Linked DNA regions of Mus musculus: all the other regions are linked to region 3. The links are chromatin loops, found by intact Hi-C in ENCODE. Cell type or tissue: left cerebral cortex. All regions are shown on one strand. Each heading gives the region's core, and the rest is flanking DNA. Links, peaks and the distances in the headings are about the cores only.

Evidence for each region. Peaks named below come from ENCODE experiments on the same cell type or tissue, not always from the same donor. Only the 100,000 strongest peaks of a DNase experiment are listed, where the experiment ranks them.
Region 1: it touches region 3 in a loop (7-fold over the local background); 11 of 42 quality-filtered maps call a loop at or near these places.
Region 2: it touches region 3 in a loop (4-fold over the local background); 6 of 42 quality-filtered maps call a loop at or near these places.
Region 4: it touches region 3 in a loop (7-fold over the local background); 15 of 42 quality-filtered maps call a loop at or near these places.

The regions. Positions count from the first base shown.
Region 1 is chr6:146,269,359-146,275,063 of GRCm38, forward strand. The region is part of intron 37 of Itpr2 (inositol 1,4,5-triphosphate receptor 2); the gene reads right to left. Among named protein-coding and RNA genes, the nearest start is that of Gm35596, 52 kb to the left of the region's middle. In left cerebral cortex, for the core only: CTCF peaks have their summits at 3,077 and 4,121; DNase peaks (open chromatin) are centred at 1,004, 1,938 and 3,088; H3K27ac peaks cover 207 bases.
Region 2 is chr6:145,961,668-145,967,354 of GRCm38, forward strand. Sspn (sarcospan) reads left to right here. Exons shown (of 3, transcript NM_010656.3): 3 at 1-3,558. Among named protein-coding and RNA genes, the nearest start is that of Gm32838, 4.4 kb to the right of the region's middle. In left cerebral cortex, for the core only: no CTCF peak of the experiment used is centred there; DNase peaks (open chromatin) are centred at 2,531 and 2,765.
Region 3 is chr6:145,861,793-145,867,497 of GRCm38, forward strand. It overlaps Bhlhe41 (basic helix-loop-helix family, member e41), which reads right to left and starts at 3,628. Exons shown (of 5, transcript NM_024469.2): 1 at 3,414-3,628; 2 at 3,205-3,268; 3 at 2,784-2,891; 4 at 2,339-2,450; 5 at 1-1,946. The coding sequence starts at 3,475. The coding sequence ends at 1,060. In left cerebral cortex, for the core only: a CTCF peak has its summit at 2,250; DNase peaks (open chromatin) are centred at 1,501, 2,035, 2,538, 3,247 and 4 more places; H3K4me3 peaks cover 4,805 bases; H3K27ac peaks cover 4,739 bases.
Region 4 is chr6:145,930,745-145,936,400 of GRCm38, forward strand. It overlaps Sspn (sarcospan), which reads left to right and starts at 3,378. Exons shown (of 3, transcript NM_010656.3): 1 at 3,378-3,627. The coding sequence starts at 3,430. In left cerebral cortex, for the core only: no CTCF peak of the experiment used is centred there; DNase peaks (open chromatin) are centred at 2,204, 3,375 and 4,038; H3K4me3 peaks cover 1,125 bases; H3K27ac peaks cover 1,077 bases.

The DNA of each region.
Region 1 (5,705 bases), core at 287-5,286, 410 kb after region 3:
GCATCGCTGGGGCTGGGGAGTTGTCTAGGCAGCTAGTGTGTGCTCTATGCAAGTGTAAGGGCTGGAGTTTGGATTCCTAGACTCTTTCGGGAAGACAAGTGTGGCAGGTGAGCTGTAACTACAACCTCAGAAGGCAGAGGGGACCCCCAGGACAAGCTGAGAGACACTAGCCTTTTCGGGAGAGCTCCGGGTCTGGCTGAGAAACCTGTGTCTGGTATGAAAGAGCAGCTGGGATGATTCCTGATATCAACCTCCAGCCTCCGCATGCACCCATGCAAGCCTGAGTCCACCACACACATGCAAACATGCATATACACACATGTGCACCAGACACATGCACATGAATATTAGATAAATTAAATCAAAAGCAGACCTCCTGGGACCCGCATCCCAAGGATAATTAATCAGCATTGCCCTAAATTGCAGCCGTGGGTGTGAACCGCTCGCACACTGTTGGTGTGGACCACTTGCACAGACATGTGAAACACTCAATGGTCTGTTTGAAACCCATATCCCATCACCACTAGCAGCCTAACCCTGCCCTGCTACCCTTTGGTCCAGTGGAACGATCATGCCTCCTACAAACATGCATTCTGCTGACAGGAAAGTAAATCACACACGTGTGTCGAATGTCCCGCCTAAGTCAGATCATCTATGAAAGAGCTGATTGTTATAATCTCATTTTGAGTGTGTTAGAAAACAACACGCAGAATCCACATATGTACGATAAGGTTGGAATAAAAATGGGGATTTCAACAAACTCCCATCCGGAGGTTTTAACGAATAAGAGAAAAATAAAAAGACCTTTTGCAAGAGGGAAAAAAATGAACAACATTGGTTTTGTTACAGTTTAAGAGGAACCTACCCAAAATCACAGAACTGAACAGCTAATCCCTGTTGACACAGCAGAGTGGACTGAGTCTGGGCTTCAGGGCCTTTGATTTCTACTCACAGCCATTAGCATCGGTCTGACTGCTGAAATCCTGCAGGCAGGAAGCCAGAGGCGGTCAGGAGAGCTGAGCCCAAGTTGGCTGTATTCTGGGTTCTCTGTGAGGCCCCAGGGAAGATAAATGAACCCTCAGCCTCTCTCCCTACACCGACCGACCGCTGCCTTCCTGCAGACTCCAGATCTCCTTCTGAGAGATGCAATCTGAAGTCTCAGCCATATAATAAGGGTGAATTTCTGACTGGTCCCAATTCCACAACTCTCACAAAGAAAGTAAAATCTGCCCAAAGTTTCTAACTTCAGATAACCTTCTAGGTTATCTGAAGAGCCGGAAAGATGGCCCCACAAGGACAAAGGCCCCAAGGGTCTGGCACCCTCCACGGCCCATGTGGATACCTGCATATGCAGATGCACATACACAAACAAAGATAAAATAAAAATCTTTTAAAAAGAAAAGTCCACTTGAACTCATAATTTAATTTTTTCTCACTAATGTTCCTTAAAATTTGCAAATTTCCTTTTTCCTTCATAGACCACGCATTGGGGGAAAATACTGGTTGCTACCTACACAAATTCCCAAAAATAATGTCCAGTATGTTACTTTTGTAGTAGTAGTAGGAATAGTTGTTGTTGTTGTTGCATTAATTGCTGAATCATCATAAAAATATTTTTAAGTGATGTGGGACAAGTTTTTCTAGTGAGGAGGACTGAGTTGCTTCCCTCCACTTCATTATTTGTCCGTATTACATAATACTTAATTTTCTCTCTTCAGGAGCATAATGAGATACAGACAGACAGACAGCAAATGTCCTTGCTGGAATTAGTGTGCACACTCATCAGTTATGTGCAGCCGATCAACATCTGCTTTCTAGTACAGAGCGGCCAAAGCTTCTCTCACGCAGACTCACGGATCCTTCAGAGCAACTGAATTTCAGGCAATGGCATTGCACAGCACGTGACTTGTCTCCAGTGAAGCACAGCGCCAGACACTGCAGGAGTTACATAACCACAGGCTGCTGCTGGCAGAGCCGCCTCAGTGGCTCAGCCGTCCGTGTCTCCTCCAACCACACCCTGCAGCTCTGATATGCAGTGTACACATGTGTTGTCATGTGCCTGGGGACTTTCTTGGCAGTGAACACAAGACACGGTTTCCTGCCTACCAGTAGGGAGAGGTCTTTTTTAAAAGTGATCACACTGTATACAGATCATATCAGGACAGAAGTCACCACAAGCCACAGCAAAAGCAGGTGTCAAATGTACACTGTACAACTCTCCCCCTGCCCTTTCAAATAAACTTTTAGATTGTGGCTACATTGGGATAATTTATTTAAGATGTTATAGTAAGTATAACCAATTGTCAATCATAAGTGTTTCTCCAAATGTGAGCCCCAAGGAACAACTAACTCCAGACACACATGGTTTGTTCCCAGCGCTTGGACAGAACACGCACTATCATGAGATATCATGAGTATATCTAGTTTCCTGGTGATGCTACTCTGTTAACGCTGAGCTCACATGAGTGTGGTGAATGTGACTGAGCATCTACGCACCCCCAGGCCTTCTCTTATGCTAATGCTGGGCCCTAGTGAAAAAGCACTGAATGCCAAATGGACACCTATCCTTTTCTGTATTCGAATTCTCATTCTAAAAAAAAAGTCTATCTACATACAAAGATCCTGAACCCAGGTATAAAGCAATCAATGTGTGCCTGCTATTTTCAAAAACAAGAGCTTGGCAGGCAACCTGCGATGGTATGAACTTGACACATGAAGAGAAAGCAGAGACTACCCACAAACACACAGAAGAAGTGACAAACATGTGTTTTTCAGGATTCCAAGATGCACCTATGTCTTTATTAAATACCAAAGTAATACCGAAGGAAGCGATTTAATATTACAGTAGCTAAAATTAAACAGGGGAAGAGTTGTTTAAAATAACACCAATGACTAGAATTCTGAATAAAACCTGAACTAGATTTAGGTAGAAACAGTTTTGATCTCACCTGGCTTGAATATTTAAAATTATATAGTGAGAATTCAAAGTATCAATGAGAAGAAATGAAAACATTTATATAATTTAAAGGTTTGTACTCAGCTACTCCAAGAGACATCATTTATGGAACAGTGACGCCTACTGGTAACTTGTGATATTGCATCTCAATTGTAGCCCTGCTCTATGGTCTGCCCACTGACATCTAAGGAGGCAGGGAGGCCATATACACAGGTGTTGAAGTTGGAGCAACCAAAATATGTTATAGACACTCAGAAGTATGTCACAAATAATGCTATTAGTTTGTGCAAATAATTTATGCTTAAAAAATGAATCCAGGCCTGACAAGATAGGCAAGTAAGCCTGGTTCAAACCTAAGCTTAATCCAGCCTCACTCACAAAGTTGTCCTCCTCCACAGCACCCACTATAGTAAGTGATTTTCAAAAGATTTCAATGTAAATATTGCTACCAGGAGGTGAGCCATGAAGACAGGGACCAGCAAGAGAGCAGCATCCTCAAGTCCCTATGGCCTGCCCATCACCAAAGCTTTCCAAAGCCCAGGTCTCCACGCCCTCTCTTCTATACCTTCTGTCTGATACATTTTAGTTTGGGTTTTATGACAGACATACAAAGTTATCCTTGATCAGATATATCTCAAATACATCTCAGAAGTTCCGGTCTGGACAGCTACAGTCCTCTTCCACGGACCTCACTGTCTTGGGTATTGCTCACCAACGTCATCACATCAGGTACACCTCAAAGAGTGAGCCAGCTCTCATCAAAACCCCCAAGCCAGTAAGTTCAGGGATGAATTCCACTCTCACAGCCTTGACTATCATACCTTGGGAAGATAGTTTGAACTCTCCAAATCTATACTCCAGGATGACAGAAACAAGCCTCCATACCTCACAAACAGGAAACTCAACACACGGCAAACTGTATCCTGAGCATGGTGTGTGCATACGTTTGCCTGTGCTCCATCCTAGGCAGTGATCCCCATCTTCTAGGATATTTCTCTTTCCGTGACCCTAAGGCCTATAAGACTTACTTCTTAAAATTAGCTCTTCTCATGGGCCTGGAAAAACGGCTCAGTGGTTAACAGCACTGGCTACTCTTGCTCAGGAGCCTGGGTTCAACTCTCAGCTCCCACGGGGTGGCTGGGTACCCTCTGTAACTCCAGTTCCCAGGATGCCATGCCCTCTTTAGGACTCTACAGGTACTGCATACACATGGTACATATACACGCATACAAGCAAGACACCTCTATACATAAAGCAATAAGAATTAAGTCTTCAAAGTGTCATTTCTCTCTCCATTCCTGAGCCATTCATGGGACACAATTTATACCTAGTTAGACCAGTATAACCCTGCCAGACCCAGAACCCAGCTTCTGAGTCCATCGCTGTCAACATTCCTGCTGGGATTCATCATCCATGAATCAGGAGTCTTGGCTCCCATTGCAGTACCAAACAGTCTCCAGCTCCTTGCTCTCCGCCTCATGCAGACTGCTCTGTCCTCTTTCTCATCATAGAATCTACATTCTTCATTGGCTTAGGTGAGTCCAGGACACTTTGTATACATTGCAGTCAAAGAAACGCACGGGGTTCTTAGTCTCATAAAAGTCACTGTCATTGAGGAAACACATAACTACAAGAACAGAAGTGATCCAGAAGGGACATCCTCTGAAACTCGCTAAGACAGACAGTAAGTGAGGAGCTGTGTCTGATAGGCTCACCCTGAGAGGCACTGGATGTGACTCTAAAGAAGCAACCAGGCACACGGACTACAATAGGAACAGCATTCCAGGCAAAAGGAACAGACAATGTAAAAAGCACCAATGAAGAAAGAGAGAGGACATGTGACCACGGGACAGTCACACAGGAGAGAGAGGCTGGGATGCTCGACGGAATGCTGGGCCCTATGGAATCTGGTAAGAAATGTGAATTCCTCTTGACCAGTAACAGAAAACCCTTGTGGGGCACTAAAAGGCACATGACATGAGTTAAGACATGCTGTACAACCTTTACAGAAAGAGCAGACTGACATTCACAAACGTGGGGACAGAGGAATTGGGAGGTCATGTGCCTTGCCTCCTCTCAGTTGCTGACATGAAACTCCACCCGCCAAAAGCCACTTACAGAAGAAATGGTTTATTTCAGCTTCCAGACCACTATCCATCATAGAGGGAAGTCAGAGCAGAAACTCAAGGAGAAGTTTGAGTCACAATCCATCGGGAGAATTCTGATAGATGGCTTGCACCCAGGGTCATGCCTAGGTAGCTTTCTTACATAGCCCAGTATCACCGCCTAGAGAATGGTGCTGCCCACAGTGGGCTGGACCCTCACATCAGCTAATAATCAAGATAGTCATCCATAGATGTGAAAGCTCTCCCTCAGTAATTCAAGTCTGGTGAGTCAAGCCTAACAATAGACGCCAAAAGGCTGCAAAGTTGGCTCAGCCATTAGGAACATTGGCTACTCTCCCATAGAAAACCTGTGTTTGGTTCTCAGCACCCATATCAGTGGCTCACAACCACCTGTGACTCTGGGTCTAGCGCCCTCAACTGTCCTGTGCAGGCATTTGCACTCACAGCACAAACCAACACAGAGAAACACATGCACACATGCACACACATTAATGATAAAATCTAATCTTAAAAAAAAAAAATCTTGGCTGCCCCAAACCAGTGTGGAACATCTGTTCCTGACTAACCAATCTGCTTCCCAGCCCTGTTCCAACATAAATCACCTAGTGGGTGGTACAGTCTTA
Region 2 (5,687 bases), core at 1-5,000, 99 kb after region 3:
CTCTATTGTACTTTTTAAAAACTTCTTGTGAGGACAGGGGTGGAGAGACGGCTTACAAGTGAAGAGGACTTGCTGCTCTTGCGGAGGACTCGGGTTCAAGCTCAGTTCCGGAGCCCAAGTTCAGTGGCTCACAGTTACCTGTACCTCCAGCTCCGGGGACATTGGGAGCACACGCATGCGCACACGCGTGATTTAGAGAATCTAACCTATTTTTAAAGTTCTAATGAGAAACAAGATTCAAATTGACTTGGTGAACACCGAAAGGAAAAGAACACCAGACAGGGAAGAGATGACCTAGAGCCAGCGCTAGCTCTGGTGTTTATCCCAGCCGCCCTTACATCCTCACCCTCCTCCGCCTTCCCGTTAGTCCAGTGCGATGGTGTGAACTGGCATCACCCATAGACTCTAGAGTCTTCCGGCTCCTCTACCACCTGCCATTATCCCCGTGGTGTCTTGGGAAAGGTCTAAGGAAAGCTGGATCTCAGTTGAGTGCTTTTATGTTTTCACAGTGGAGATGTCTTCAAGGCATGAAATGGCTTTAAAAAAAAAAAACTAGTTGAACAGGAAGGCTGAGTGATTCTGAACACCTGGGCTGGGGTGCAGACTTCCGGTTGCCTTAGCTCCGATCCACGAGTGGGCTGCAGCCTCCGTGAGGTCTGATTCACCATAATTGAAAGGTGGTGCTGTTGCATTCTTAACGACGAGGAAAGTTTAAAAATAATTATATTATGCCTCTAGTCTGTCATCTAAAACAAATCATTAAGACTAATTTCCAGCTAATTGTTCATTATAATTATGCTCAGGATTCTGTTTAATGAGCTCTGGCTGTTCTTAGGCAGCACCGTTGGTGTTAGGAAAAATTACAGCCACAAGGGAAGATGGCTGAAGATCCACTTTCCTGGAAATCATCCACTGCAAAAAATGATCTTGTAAAACATTGAAACACTCTCAGAGGGGAAACAACCAAGAGCATTTGTCACAGGAAATGCTTATATTAACAACACATTTGTGATATTGAAAAGTATCTCCCAGGACCACCAAGTACCTTTGATGGGATTGGGTACTAAGTCCTGTCATACACATGGACTTCCTGGGAAATCCTAGTAATGAGGGCTTTTACAATTGACCTAGAGACAGAATGTCTCAAAGCCCTTGTTTGGGTGATACGTCCACAGTTAGGGTATTCAGTCTCAGTTTAGAGTTAAGACATGGTACTTGGTTAAGACAGACTTTGCTATGTAATTGGGTAAAATTCCACCAAAAGGAATGGGGTGGTGGTGGCACATGTCTTTAATTCCGGCACTTGGGAAGTAGAGGCAGGTGTATTTCTGTGAGTTGAAGGCTAGCCTGGTCTACAAAGAAAGTTCTAGGACAGCCAGAGCAGAGAGAGAAACCCTGTCTTGAAAAAAACAAAACTTAACAAACAAAAACAAGAAAAAAAAAGGGGGGGGGACTGCTTTCAGACAAAATTGCATGAATGCCACAGTAAGCTTCCTGGTACTAACCTGGGAAACCTTTAGTGTTTGTTAAGAATAACCAGCTCCGGGCTGTGGAGATGGCTCAGTTATCAAAGTCCTTGCCATCCCAGTAAGAACCTGATCCCATGTAAAACAGCCAGGCACAGGTGTGTGCTTGTGATCCTGGCATTGCAGAGGCAGAGACAGGCAGATCCCTGGGGCTCCTTCACCAGCCATCTTTAGTGTAGTGATTAACTTCAGGTCCATGATGAGAGAGTTTGTCTCAAGAAAAAAACCAACACTAAAAATAACCCGGAGTGGATAGCTGGCCCCTGGCCTTCCCATGAATGCACACACACAGTTAAGAGTAACCAATCTCACGCTGACTTTCGATAGTTTTCTATAAAACATGGTACATGGTAGAGAATCCAGGATGTCACGGGCTGTCCTTTCAAAGTGACGCTGTTTTCACGCCTGTTACTGTGCACCCAGCCCTGCTGGAAGCACACACAGAATGCCTTTGTCCAACAAACTCAACAGGTTTTTGTTTTTGTTTTTTAAATGAGGAAATTAAGATTCCCCCACACAGTTAAGTTGCTCTAAGCTTTACAAACGTATGCTTTACAAACAACTCACGGGGGGGGGGGGCATTTTAAAGGGTAGAGCAATTTTAGCCTGTGGGTTTCTTACTTTTCTAACACAACCAAGGCTTGGGGTGGTTCCAGCTTATAATATTCTGTCTGCATAAGATGGGGATTTTACTATTATGATCAAATTATTAACTTCCCAAAGAGGAGGAGGCACTGTAAGTGAAGAGAAGGAGCAGAGCCGGGTGGCAGGACCCTGTGCTGGGAGCTTACGATATGCTGGTGTAGTAAGGGCTACGCTGCGTGAGTAACAAATGACTTTGGGCCGGATCTGAAATATTTTGACGTTATGTTTTGCAAATATTGAAGCTTCAGTAAGGGCAGCAGAGAAGGAGCGGGCACACAGCTTCTCACTTAGCAAAATGTCACACTTCAAATCTGTCACAGAGCCAGGACGGAACGGTGACTGTGCCTTGTGCCTTCCAAACTGTAGAACGGAGAGGTTTGCAAAGCCCTTCCTCCCCCAGCCTCCTTCAGGAGAATTAAATGAATCAAGACTTTTCAAAGAGGAGAAACGGCCAGGGCTTGGCAGTACTTGGAATAGGAATACGGCCACCTGGGTGTTCGGGCTGTAACTGAGCCCACTCAACGGGTCTGTGTCTTTATGTGACCTTTGTGGCTCCGAGCTCCATCCAAATTGGTATAGGCAGCATCTTGGAGCCATGCCTAAACCGTAGCTACTCCAAAGCCCTAGAAACTGTAGTCAAGTAACAGGCCTCACGCCCCGTCTTTGGATTGAGAGCTCAGATCTTCTCTTCTGAGTGCCTTCCAGTGTGTTCCTACAGCGACACTCCATTCTATATGTTTTTCTATTCACATCCAAGACATGAGGATCTCTTGATGCTCCCTCACTTCTGTGTGCATTATATCTGGGGCATATTTATGAAATTGTAGTAGAGTCTTCATTAAAGCCATCAAAGGATATTAGGAGGGGCAACTATAGAGGGGCCACTGAAAGATGATTAGAAATAACCTTGAAAGCTGTCCACCATTTGCAGTCATGAACGGTGTCTTCATATTTCCTGGTGACTACCTCAGAACTGACACTGCGTGATCACCTTTGTATAAGTGTGCCGCAGATATAGCGGGTTCACCTTTGTATAAGTGTGCCGCAGATATAGCGGGTTCACCTTTGTATAAGTGTGCCGCAGATATAGCGGGTTTACTCTCGTTACCCCAGAATGTGTTTTAATGGTACAGTGCAAGTTCAGCCTCTCTGATGGCCAGCTGCTTAGTGTGTAAGCCACTGAAATGGATTCGTGTCTTCTCATTTTCTTGTCTCAAGTGAGCACTGCCCCTCTCAGAATTATGAGTCTGCATATGGTGCTGCAGCCGCCTTTCCTGGCCTTGATCAAATTGAGAGTAGACGATGGAGTGTTTCTACACATTTGAGGTGGTTATTTTTAAAGGGTGTGTGTTTCCTTTATCAATAAACTTTTCATAATTCACAAAGACATGGTGTTGAGTATGTTTTAAATCGACCAGGTGGTGCATGTGAACTTGTATATGTAAAATCTCTCTGGTTAGTGTTTGCTTCAGAGACACGGCTTAGAAACCTCAGACTATTATGTTAAGTGAAATAAGCCAAGTTCAGCAAAACCGGTCTTGTATGTTTCCTCATGTGTATGGAGACTAGAACTTTGTGTGTCTGAGTGTGTGTGTGTGTGTTCGCGAGTGTGTGTGTCTTATTAAATTTCAAAGAGGAGGGAGAGCTCCTAATGAGGAGTGAGAGGGGAAGGGGAAAGGCGGGGCATGACTGGACAGGGAAGAGAGGCTTATGGGAAAAGGCAAGAGGACCAGAAGAAGGCAAGACCAGGACAGGAGAAAGGCAAAGGTGAGATCAGCATGAATTAGAGCAAAATATGTATTTTTAAATTATCATAATGAAACATATTCTTTGCTAACTTTAAAAAATATGATTTAGAAAAAAAATTAAATGAAAAAAAAAAGTCAAAACTAAAAAACAAAAAAACCTGGCCTGGGAATAGACAAGAAGCAGCACACAGTAACACTGATTTAGTCCAGGGAGTCTGTATCTCACACTTGACATTAGGGTAGAGGTCAAGGTTGTAATTGGTCCCCAGGTAGAACACTAGCTGGAGGGAACCTTTGAGGGGCACCTGGGATGCCAGTTCCTAATTTCTAACAATCAATGTCAAATAACGCCGACTGGCCCTGAGAATGGGATACACGTTCATAAATATTCCACATTTATGCTTGTGTGCACATATGGAGGTCTCCTTCTCAGATCTGGATGCAAGGGCCTCCTCTCGCCAGCTCAGAAGCGTTGAAGAAACTTCAGTCCACACTTCCTTCCTTCTGTGTTGATGTAGCCTATGGTCCTCGTCAATGACATGGTTCCTGTTCCTCACATCTAGCTGCAGGGTAACTTCAATGTAAGCTGGTCACTGTGAAGTAGGACATGTAGTACCACGTAGTCTTAAAAATTCAAAGTGTAAGCAAAAGTTGAACTGTCATCTGGAGAGGGCAGTTCTGGTACAATAGCTCACTTATGTCTTCTTTCCAGCAGATCTGTATACGTAGGTAGTGTGATCCCTTTAAAACTCTGGGAATTTAAGGGTTCTAGTTTTTGTTGGGAAAGATCATTAGAAGGATTCTTTTTTTGTTGTTGGGTTTTTTGTTTTTGTTTTTGTTTCTTTTTCTTTTGGTTTTTTGAGACAGGGTTTCTCTTTATAGCTCTGGCTGTCCTGGAGCTCACTTTGTAGACCAGGCTGGCCTCGAACTCAGAAATCCACCTGCCTCTGCCTCCTGAGTGCTGGGATTAAAGGCGTGCGCCACCACGCCCGGCTCATTAGAAGGATTCTTAACCCAAAGGATTGTGACATACAATCACATGACTGTTGGGGAAAGTAGAGGCTATATCGTCACTTCAAGATTCCAGGGACCCCAAGCTTTGGTGGGGCCACCCATCCTCTGTGGCTGCAGATGGGTTAGCAGGCCTAGAGTCTCATCTGGGCAATGCAGGCTGGTACTTAACACTGAAGTAGGAAACTGAAGAACAAGAGGCTCTGTAGACTCTGGACCTAAAAGCATGGGACTACTGCTCTCTAGGTGAGGTGTCTCCATCTGCAGTTGAACTTCTTTCTTGACCTTTCTCCCCGGAAATGGTCATGGTGTTGTCTCTGCCTGGTCAGGTGTGGTTCTTGTCAAGAGACTGACTCAAGGAATAAGCGCTGTGACCAGAGGTGACTGTTTTCTTGTGAATCCACCAGTTGTCTCCTCCACCTTCCTAGACGTGAGTCTCTTAGACCCCTGGTGTCCAGAGAGGACCTGAAGTCGGTGAAGCAGGCAGGCAAACTGTCAAACTCAAAAAAGCCAGATGGGAAAGTGTGTGACTGAAGTTATTTTAAGTTCTTCCAGCCAGGGTAGAATCCATATACTCTTACAAAAGGGGCTGTGTCTCCGCAGGCAGCCTCTTCCTGTGTGCCTTTCATCTTTTGGGGATGTTTAGATGGCAACAAAATGACAAAAAGAGGGTGAATAGTTCTCCAGGGAGAGAGGGCTTCCTTCACTTAAATACAGGGAACTTAAGATTTCAAACACTGAGTTGGACCAGGGGGAA
Region 3 (5,705 bases), core at 482-5,481:
TATGCCTGATTTTGAAAAACTTTCTTCTGGTATCTGGTTTTGGTCTCCCGAAAAATACATACAGCCTTGAGAGGCCTGGCAAGGCCTTCTCTATGTTCACAGCACTTCCCATCACAAGGGACTGCAAGCCCCTCTCTCCACTTCTGTCATCTAAGAATTCAACAATCAATCTGTTTGGACTTTTCTTTTCCCAGCCCAGAGCACTTTAACATCCATGTCCTTCTCCAAAAAAAAAAAAAAAAAAAAAAAAAAAAAAAAAAAAAAAGTAATGTTACAAAAATTTGGGACCATGATGGATAAAATAATGAGGGATCAGAAACACAAATATATAACCTATGACATATATGTGTGAGCTGAGACATGAAACAAAGGGTTTGAGGTCAATTTGTCAATAAAGTGCGAGCAAAGGCGCCAAGGCTCCAACCTCCCTCTTCCAGCTCCCACCACAGTGCCTCAAGATGGCCCAACTCTCAATTTCTCCCAACAGGTGCAAGGTATAGACACACTCCAGCCACCTCATAACCGGGCAACAAGCATTCTCACTTCTTTGAAAATAGGTACCTTCCAAAAAAGATGAACAATACAAAATACTGCCATGTAAAAGTAACTCTCAGAGACTCTCAGGTAATGGACCACCTCCTAAGGGGACAGTTGGGAGACACATCTACTGTTCCAGGCTTGGGTCGAGCCCTGGTACCAGGCACTCTTAAGTCATTCCACATGGCTCTCCCACCCAACAGACTCCTGAACCAGAGTCTGTATTTGGAAAGAGTGAACGAGAACTAAAGGTAAGGAGAGTAATAGAAGATAACCATTTATCAGGGAGGCTCCTTGACAGCAGGGACGGGGGAGGGGGTGTGAAAGGGTACTGGGTGGGGTGGCAAAAGGGTGAGACGGACAAAACAGGAACTCCAAACATACACAAAACACCTGTTTTTGTCCTAAGCCTGTCGAGCATCGCTTACTCTTCCTCCCTGGCACGCTTTAGAGGACGTTTGAACTTGGAAACCCGGCGACTCCTCGGGAGCCCCCTGCCCTGTTCTGGAAGGAATGCTGGGTTCAGGGGGCGTCCTTGGCCGGCTGCGTGGCATCTTCCTGAGAGCTCTCCGGGTTCACAGCGCGCGGCAGGTGGGTGCGGCTATGCGCGTGCTGGGGGCGCAGCGGCCCCGGGGGCGCCACCTCGTGCGCCAGGAACGGGGCACCGGCGGTCGCGCCGGCCTTCTCCGGGGGTGGCGACAGCACGGACGACAAGCAAGGGAAAGCGGCGGCAGCAGCAGCGGCGGCCGCTGCTGGGATGCCGGGATACAGCAGCGGGAAGGGCGCGGCCGCCGCGGGGTACAGATACTTGTCCAGGCCGCTCTTGTCTAGCCAGGGCTGTACGTAGGCGGCGGCGGACGGCGACAGCAGATAGAAGGGCAGGCAGAAGGGCGCGGCAGCGGGCTGCGCGAAGGGCGCGCCCCCGCCAAGCGCCACGAGCGAGCCGAGCAGCGCGGGCTCCGGGCCCAGGAGCGCGCCGCGCGCCTCCAGCTTCGGCCTCTTGGGCGCAGGCGACGAGTCCCCGGGTGGCTCCTGCTTGACGGCCGCGCGGCCCTGCTCCGCCTCGCCTCCGTAGCCGCTGTCGGTGTCCGTGTCGTGTTCCGGCTCCGTGCCGGGCTGAGTCCGCTGGATGACCGGCACGCAGCGGGCGACGCGCTCGGGACCCGAGGCGGCCGCAGCCCCCGCGCTGCAGGGCGCGCGCCCAGAGCCCCTGCCGGAGGGCACCTGTGGCGTCAGGAGCTGGGTGGCCACGGCATGCAGGTGGCTGACGAGCTGTGCGCAGCGCGGCTCCCTGGGTGTCCAGCTCTCAAAGCGCGCGAGGTATTGCAAGACTTCTTTGGCGCAGGTTTGAAACCCCGAGTGGAACGCATCCAAGTCGGCCTGGACCGGCGATTTCAGAGAGCGCTCCCCTAGGGTGCACGGGGGAGGGAGGCGAGAAGAAAAACCGCGGCGTTAAGACATCTGCTCATCACGTGGGCCCTGCGCTGCCTACAGTGAGCTCGGCTTTTCCTGGGCATTCCAGCGATATAATCCGCAGACTGCCGAGAGAGGAGGGGGTGGCGCGGTGAGGCGCTCTCTTCCTGGCTGAAAAACCCAACTGAAGAGGTGCAGCCGCCACTTTAAATAAAAACGGGGCTCCTCCAGCTCTGCGGGAAGCCTTTGGGATGCTCTGGGTACTTGCCACCAAAGGGAAAGAGGCGACGTTCACCAGGAGAGGACGCAGCGGGGGAGTCCTAGCGTTGCGCCCCCAGCGTTACCCCCTTTTGTATCAGGGCAGGCTGGCTTCCTCAGACCCACTTACCATTCTGTAAAGCAATTATCTTCTGATGCTGCTGCTCAGTTAAGGCTGTTAGCGCTTTCAAGTGCTTTAAAGTTAATTCCAAGACTACTGCTTTCTCCAAATGCCCCAGTGTCTGCAGTGGTGCGACAAAGGGGGACAGGGGTTACTTTAAAACACGCATTTTTATTTCCACGCAGCCCAGCAACTTAAGACAGGCACACACACACACACACACACACACACACACCACTGGGAAGGAAGCGCTGCTCAGCTCCCCACAGTCAGGTCGTCAATGATCTCTGCCATTAGCCCGGAGCCCCTGTTCTGAGTCTCTGGGAAACTCTTAGTTACAGCACAAGTTAGAAGGCAGGCCTCTTAATATTTACATTTATTATCCTATCTCTGGGAATTTTATCAGGTAAATACACCCCGGAGTCCATCAGGAGAATGAAAATGTGCATCTTACTGTCAATTTCAGATGTTCGGGCAGTAAATCTTTCAGCTGAGCAATGCATTCATTAATTCGGTCTCGTCTCTTCTTTTCTATTAATCTGTGCGGTAACTTGTAGGTATCCTTCATACACGAGCCAGAGAAAAGATACAGCAGTGAGCTAAACATTCATTCACTTACTGGATAGAACCCTCCCACCCCAACCCCCAAACACACTATGTAATGAACTAATGCCCAGAACTCTCTCCTCTAGACTTCTAAAATGCAATTTAAATTCAGGTGCGGTGTTGAATATCCCCCGGAGTATCCAGCAAGCCACTTAAAATTCACAGTTAGGAAAGCTCAGGGCTGGAATATATTTGCGGGCAGAGTTTCCTTGCGAAATCAATGGCCCTAATTAACTATCCAGGCAGGTTATGGGAAACTTAAGACTTACCTTGGTATCGTCTCGCTTCAAGCTCCTTTTGGGTTTACACATATACAAAGAGGAATAGTCCAGTCTGCAAAAACAGAAATCAGCATCAGGCCCCCATTCCGGGAGGGGCTCTGCCCTCACCCGCTCCATATCACTTTGTGCAGGGGATTAAAAAAAAAAAAGCCAAACCGACGCCTAGACAGATATTCGCAACGGTGCGTACACCTTACCCTATAAAATCCCTATGTTCCAGTAACTGTCTCTCTTGCAAATGAGGGATTCCTTCGTCCATGTTCAATGGCTGTCCGTTTCGATTTGGAGGTTTCTGTCCTGTAATCTGTGGGACGGTCGCCTGGAGAGATTTTGGGGGGATGTGTGCGTCTCCAGGCTGTCTCGCTCTCCCTCTTCAGTGCAGTATTGAAAGTGTGAAGCAGTTGGCCGCCCCTCCGCCCCGTGCTCGCTCGCTCGCCCTCTCGCACACCCGCGCGCGCACACCCGCGCGCACACACGCACTGCGCTGGTAGTTTGCTCTCACTCCGGGCAGTGTTTGGCCACAGGGCACGCGCGTCGCCGGCCAGACCAGCACCCAGCTCACGTGCGGAACGTACCATCCGCGGTCCAGCCCGGAGGGGGGCGGGGAGGAGGGGCCGGGAGGGGGCGGGGACACCTGATTGGGGCCACCTGGAAGGAGCGGCCACCCGGCGAGCCGTTCGTCTTCCCCGAGGCGCTGCAGGGCGCGGGGGCGGGGCGGGACGAGGGGCTCCCCCGGCTCGTCCAGCATCTCGGTGCAGAACCGAGGACGTGGCCTTTGGCTTTCCCACCAATTGCTGTTGGTTTGGGCCAGAGAAAGAACGCGAATTCGTGGTGGCTAAACTTGAGCGGGGAAGGAAAATTCGGAGATTTTGCTCATTGTTTACTGGCCAGGGGTGAAAGAAGGGTCGGGTAGAAAGACACCCTTTAGGTCAGGCTGGAGACCTACCCTGAAAAGGGGGTGACTTGCAATTTGCTTCCCGGATTTAAGATCAGTGAAAATGTAGACACTGATTCAGAATGTCGCATACCAAGTGGTTCTGGCAACAGTGTCCCCGGGCCACCTAAACTTCCCGCAGCAGCCGGAATTGCGGTGACACTAATCACACAGAGGCAGATGACGTTTGGGGCCTCGGGTGCTCCCGGGGGAGAGCAGGGAGGGGGAAGGGTGGCACAGGGCAGGAGGCACGCAAGGACTGTTGCGGGAAAGCCACGCAGTCCGGGTCCTGCCCGCCCCAGCCTGCGAGACACTGTGCTGCCTCCCGTCTCCCTCGTGCGATAAGCCACGCCGAGAGTGTGGCGAGCCCACGTTTACTACTGGCACCTCCGCGGCCTCCCTCCTTAATCCTGTCTCCAGCGGGTACCAGCACAGGGCCGGCAACGTGATGCGACCTGCGGCGGCTGCCACATCAGCGCGCAGGGATGCCGTGCGCGCGCCCCGTGTCCTCGGGAGCTCGGTCCACACAGCTGGGGACAGCCGTCCCCAGGTGCTCAGTGTCCCCACAACTCAAGCTAAATAAGAATCTGAATTCCATCCCCGTGGGCAGGGAGACCCCAGGTTGCTCCTACACTAATTTCTCAGAATTGACAATCACGTTCACTCTCGGACATTCGCTATCGCCAGCGGCACGAGAACCGAGAAGGAACCTGGGCCCCAAATGCACGCGCACTGGAGCGCAGCAGGGCCAGGGCAGCGGCGCTTGGGTTCCGGGGACGGATCTGGGTCGCGGGCCAGGGCGGCTGGAGCGGGTCACGTGCCGGGAGCCTCCTCCCCGCCTAGCCGCGCGGCGCTGGAGCCCAAGTCCTGGGCGGAGCTGCCGGGATGAGTTCCTTTCCAGCACCCTCCCTGGTTCCTCGAGTAGGACGACAGGGCTTGTTTTGCAGCAGGCGATTAATTAATGATAACAGTGAAAGTGATTTTTTTTAAATGCAGATTTGGATTTTTATTCTAAGCCCTTACTCCCTCTCTTGTCTCTAAGTGGTTATCTTTCTGATTCTGAGGCAAGTTAGAGCTCTCAACAGTTTATTAGTACAGTAAAGCATCCTGGCTTCCTCCAGTTCTTAACTGGCCAGGTTAGGTAGCAGCAGGCTAAGGTGAATAAAATAAAAAATAGCAGCAATAACAGCCCTCTGTCTACTGGATTTCTGAAAGTTCGTGGTCTCCAAACATACTTTAGGGTCAATCCCCCTTTTAAAATTATGGGATAGGAATATATAAGCCTGGGTCACTGCATCTTGGCCTTGTCAGTATACAGAGGGTCTCGGGCCAACATCTGGTCAGAGGAACTCCTGGGCTAACTGGGGCCAGCTTTTAACTGAAGCCAAATGGGGATGGTGGGGAGTTGAGGGGGAACCATGAGGCTCAAGGGGAGGGCCAGAGGTGAACTTATAAACTCAGCACTCTGAAAAGGCTCTGGATGTAGCCCTTCAGCCTTCCCTCATAACATTTTCTCCTCCCTGGCACCCCTGCCCCCTCACCCCCCTCCACCTGT
Region 4 (5,656 bases), core at 657-5,656, 69 kb after region 3:
AGTTTCCCACACAATGAAAAGAGAGGAATGGCAGGGTCCCAGTATCTATGCCAGGGGCATGCCCCAGGGACACAGCTTCCTCCCACTAAGTCTCACTTCCTACAGGCTCCACCATCTCCCAGCAGTGTCAAATGTAAGACAATGTCTTTGATACATGGACTTTTAAGGGACATTTAAGATTCAATCCATAAGCTCTGGAGAGATGGATGGCTCAGTGGTTAAGAGCACTGACTGCTCTTCTGAAGGTCCTGAGTTCAAATCCCAACAACTATGTGGTGGCTCACAACCATCCATAATGAGACCTGATATCCTCTTCTGGGGTGTCTGAAGATAGCTACAGTGTACAAAATCTTAAAAAAAAATTCAAGCCATAACAAGAAAAGCTTTATACTTGAGTGTGGTTCCATTAGTCATTGGCTATTTTCCATTTTGCCCCATTTCTTTAGAAAGAGGTGGCTCCACAAATTTATTTGCTTTTATTTCATGTGCACGAGTGTTTTGCCTACATGTATGAATGTGCACCATGTGTGTGAAGTGCCCATGGATGCCTTCCCACAAGCTGGAGTTAAAAATAGGTATGAGATGCCCAATATGGGTACTGCAATTGAACTTAAGTTCTCTGCAAGAGCAGCCAGTGCTTTAACTTTTGAGCCATCTCAACGATCCTAGGGATGTATTGTTTAATTTTTTGTCAACTTGACATAGGCTAGGGTCATCTGCGAAGAGGAAAGCTCAACTGAGAAAATGCCTCTATAGACTGGACTGGGGGTAAACCTAAGGGGCATTTTCTTGAGTAAATGATTGCTGTAGATGTGGCAGCTTACTGGGGAGTGGTACCTTCTCTGGGCAGGTGGTCCTGAGTTCTATTTAAACAAACAGAGAAAGCTGAGTAACTCGTGAGGAGCAAGCCAATAAGCAGCATTCCTCTGAGGCTTCCATTTCCTTCCTGGCCTGGCTCCCCACTGATACATTGTAGCAGTGAGTTGATACATTGTGAGTTGCAAGATGAAGTAAACCCTTTCCTCCCCATGCTGCTTTTAGCCATGCTGATTCACCAAGCCATAGGCGCCCTAAGACAGTGACACTGACAGCAGGGTCCACAAACAAATACTTGATTTTTCTCTGCAGATTTCTCCATACTCCCTTAAATCTGAGCCTTGAACTTACAACCTTCCTGCTGTCATCCCTCGAGTAGCCAGGCCCAACTAGACCCAAGGGCCCAACTAGAAGCTGTGCTGTTAATATGGATAAAGAGCTAATTACAGGTAATCTGCTGGCTCACTGATTTCTGTTAGATTCATGTCTGCCGGGCTGTCCATGTCATGTTCTGTTTGAATACCAGCTTTTGTCAGTTCCTTCAGGAATTCCTCATAGTCCTAGGACTGCACCACCGAGGGATGGTGGACTTCCTGGGCTGCACTGAAACCCGCGTGAGTGTAGCACACCATCCTGAGTGGAAACGGAACGTGTGCTTTCTGTTCTGCCTCTGACTTAGTGACTTTAATCTGTGCGCTGCAATTTTCTCACTGGTGTACAGAAAAAAATGTAAGGCAAATGCTGAGTCTCCTTAAGTGCCTCTGTAGGTACACAGCAGACAATAATTAGCTTAGATTCTGAGGGAACAGCAGGAAGTTAGATTCAGAGATCCCAACCTAAGATTGGGCATCCTTTATTATCTCCCTTAACATCTTGGCTACATAATTTCCTTTTGAATAAAGTTTCCAAATGTTAAAATAACCATAGAAGAAAGTCTAAACTCCCCATGGAACTGGGACTTTTTTTTTTTTTTTTTTGGTTTTTCAAGACAGGGTTTCTCTGTGTAGCCCTGGCTATCCTGGAACTCACTTTGTAAACCAGACTGGCCTCAAACTCAGAAATCCGCCTGCCTCTGCCTCTCGAGTGCTGGGATTAAAGGCGTGAGCCACCACTCCCCACTGGGACTATTTCTTAGTAGCTGCACACTGTACTTTGTCCTAAATGGTACTGCACGAAGGTATACAAAACCTTACCCATTTAAAGTTTGAGAATAGGTTGAGATCGTTTCGGCCCCAAGACCTCTAATCATTCGCTTTACCGGATAAAACTGCGTACGTCGGGAAAAGAGCGAGAGCGCCAGCTATCCTGAGGGAAACTTCGGAGGGAACCAGCTACTAGATGGTTCGATTAGTCTTTCGCCCCTATACCCAGGTCGGACGACCGATTTGCACGTCAGGACCGCTACGGACCTCCACCAGAGTTTCCTCTGGCTTCGCCCTGCCCAGGCATAGTTCACCATCTTTCGGGAAATAACCAGGTTTACCCATCTCTTCTGAGCCTCCTGGAGAGCACCAGATCTATAGCTGCCTGTCCTAGCACATTGCAAGTGCTAAAAGTAGCCCTTAAAGGTTGCCTGGGTGCAACTGTCCATCTCTATCCAGCATGCCAACACCCCCTGGACATTTAGCAAGTGTGAAGACTCACTGGGAGCCTCATAGACACTATTATTTAAACACAGGGTGGTGCACACTTGTGATCCCAGCACTTGGGAGGTGGAGACAGGAGGATTAAAAAGTCAAGGTCTTCTGTGGATACACGGCAAGTCTGAACCCAGCCTGGGCTGCATGGGACAGTCGCAAGATATAAATGAGAACAAAGGGCTTTTAAAGACAAACAAGCATGCGAGGTGTCATGATTAGCCCAGCCTCTCTACAAACAGTTATTTCATTGTTGAGTTTTAATTAATTATTATTGTGTGCAGCCATGTGTATGGTCTGAGAGTCACACGTGTGGAGGTCAAGGGTTCATCTCTGAGGAGTCATAGATAGCTTCCACTGTGGATCCTGGAAATCAAAATGAGGTCAGCAGGTTTTCCCAGCTCAGTCACCTCACTGGCCAGGAACAATTATTTTGAATGCGAGTACCTCAATAAGAAAAGAAGTTTTTTATTTTTCTTTTCTGGTTTTTTGTTTGTTTTTCTCTTTCCTTCCTTCCTTCTTCCTTCCTCCCTCCCCCCTCCCTCCCTCCTTGCTCCTTTCTCTCACCCTCCCTCCTTTCCTCCAGTGCTCCCTCTCTTTCTCCCTCCCTTTCTTCCTTGTCGGTTGGATTACATTAAAAAAAAAAAAAAAAAAAAAAGCTCAATTTAACTTTTGTCAATGACTCCACAGCTTTTATTTAGTGCAGCCGAGCCCATTTTGGATTCAGTGATCTATTAATTAAACACAAGCGGTTTAAGCATTCATCACCTTGTCTTGTACTTCCTGGAAACAAAAAAGTAAAGCAGGCTGGCATTCCCATCACACAGGCCCTGGGCGCCAGGTCCCTGTGCGTTGGCAGTTGGCGACCCCCCTCGGGTCCCCCTCCTGCCAGTGTTTTCCACTTTTGCTCAGCCCAGTCTCAGCAGACTGGGCAGGCCCAGCAGCAAGGCCCAGGCGCAGGCACCACCGAGGGAACATGGGGCGCAAGCCGAGCCCCAGGGCTCAGGAGCTGCCTGAGGAGGAGGCGCGGACCTGCTGTGGCTGCCGCTTCCCGCTGCTGCTGGCACTGCTGCAGCTGGCGTTGGGCATCGCGGTGACCGTGCTGGGCTTCCTCATGGCGAGCATCAGCCCCTCCCTGCTAGTCAGAGATACTCCGTTCTGGGCTGGGATCATTGTAAGCATCAAGTCTGTTCGGCCTAAGCACCAGCGGGCATGCGAGCCGCATGGTGGAGTGGAGACTAACCCAGCTGCATGCGCCCCCACCCTGGCTGCACCCCTAACTGCTTGGAGATTGACTTTGGGCACACTTGGGCTCCCCAGAGGAAGGCTGGGAGCAGGATTCTGGCTTTCGCCTGCCTGAGGCTTCTTGCTCCTCCCAGGGCTCTGACTCAGTCTACAGGGGAGGCCCCGTGGACATCTCGCATAGCCTCAAAGATAACTGCAGGCCCACCCTGTGTGGCTTGGTCCTTGTCTCATTCCCCAGGCCCCACGTGCGTCTGCATAAGTAGCACTGAATGAAGTTCATCCTGGGAAAAGCAGGGTAGGAAAACCTTAAGTTGGAGTTGCCACACTGGCTTTGTTAAACTACAGTTCCCTTGTAAGAGTCATGAATCACTTTCCTAAGGCAGGGCTGGAGACGACTGCAAGCACAGGCTTAATCCACACAGTGTAAGGTGGGCTGAAGCTTTGCTGGCTCCAGTGGAGTTCATTTGGGGTTGTACTAATGCCAGATGCACAGTACTCTGTTGGTGTGTGAGTTCTTGAAAGTAAAATAGATACGGCGTACGGAATACCTACTGTATGCCGGCTCTGCCAGAGATCTCCCCTGTGTTTGTAACTTCACATCTTATGGGACAGTCCTCAAGTTAGAGAAACCAGGCTGGCCCCGCCCAAGGTCATGAGCTGGGAAAGCAAAGGCAGGACTGGCTTCTCTGTAGCCGAATTCTGGCTATGCTAATACTTACCTTATTATCTAAAGCCAATGCTAAATTCTCAGGCTGTCTCGTTTGACCCATGCAACGGTGGGGATTGTTATTCCACTCTGGACACGGGGAAGCCCATTAAGATACCTGACGTCCTCAAGCCCAGAAGGTAAACGTGGCAGAGTCAGGAGAAATGAACATGGCCCCTTGGCCTTCCAGCTCCCCTCTATCCTTACTGTTGCTGACCACACACACACACACACACACACACACACACACAACCCAACATAATTTTGTATGGGACAGAACCTGAAGACACCTGATGCATATTCATAGGTGCAGATATTTTTAAATTAAGATTATTCAAACTCACAAATCTTTGCAGAGTAATTTAAAATGTTTAATTTGTGTACTGAGAATTCCCTTGAAATTATCGTGATTGGAGTTTTCTAAGTCAAATGATTTTAAAAATAACCTCTCATTTAGACATACTGGATATTTTGGTCGCCTCGATGGCTGTCAACATACTCCGGGGAAAATATCTGTCCTTGAAGGCCAGGCAAAAGGAAGGAACAAGGAATGAGGGCTGGTTTTGAAAACCAGCTTTTATTTCACTTCAGAAAGGCCAGTTCCAAAGAAATGAGTTAGATAGGGGGACAAACTGTGTTCTAATGTTTACGGCATGGCACAAAAATCCCAAAGCTTCAAGAGTCAAAAGCTCTGGCGAAATTCCTGATGGCTTTCTGGGCGTGGCACGAAGAGCTCTTTCTCTTGTTCCTTCTTTATGCTAGGGTTAAGTTGAAGTGCACCCCTAGCCTGTGGCCCCACTTGGCTTTTGAGAGAGACCCGGCAGAGGCTGTCCCAACCCACCCAGGGAGTCTCCTAGAAGCCATGTGGGGCCATGCCTCTTGTCAGCAGGATGAGGGCTGTGGGCAGGGTGTCACTGTCTCTCAGACACAGGGACCCTGTCCTTGTCTGACCACAGTGTGGTTGGTCTCCAGACACCCTTCTAGGCTGTCAGGGAGGGAGAGACAGATGGTGAAGGCAGGTGTGTAAACACCGCACCTGGTGCTCAGTCCTGGCTTAGATGTTATTTGCTGAATAACTGTGGGCAAGTTATTTAATGTCTCTAGGTTTCAACTGGGGGGGCACTCAGTGTGTGTGTCTGTGTTCATGAGTGTATACATGTGCTGAGAAGGAAGGCATTGACCTGTGAAGGTCAGAGGGCAACATTGTGATCCATTTCTTAGTCACTTCTCCATTTATTTATTTATTTATTTA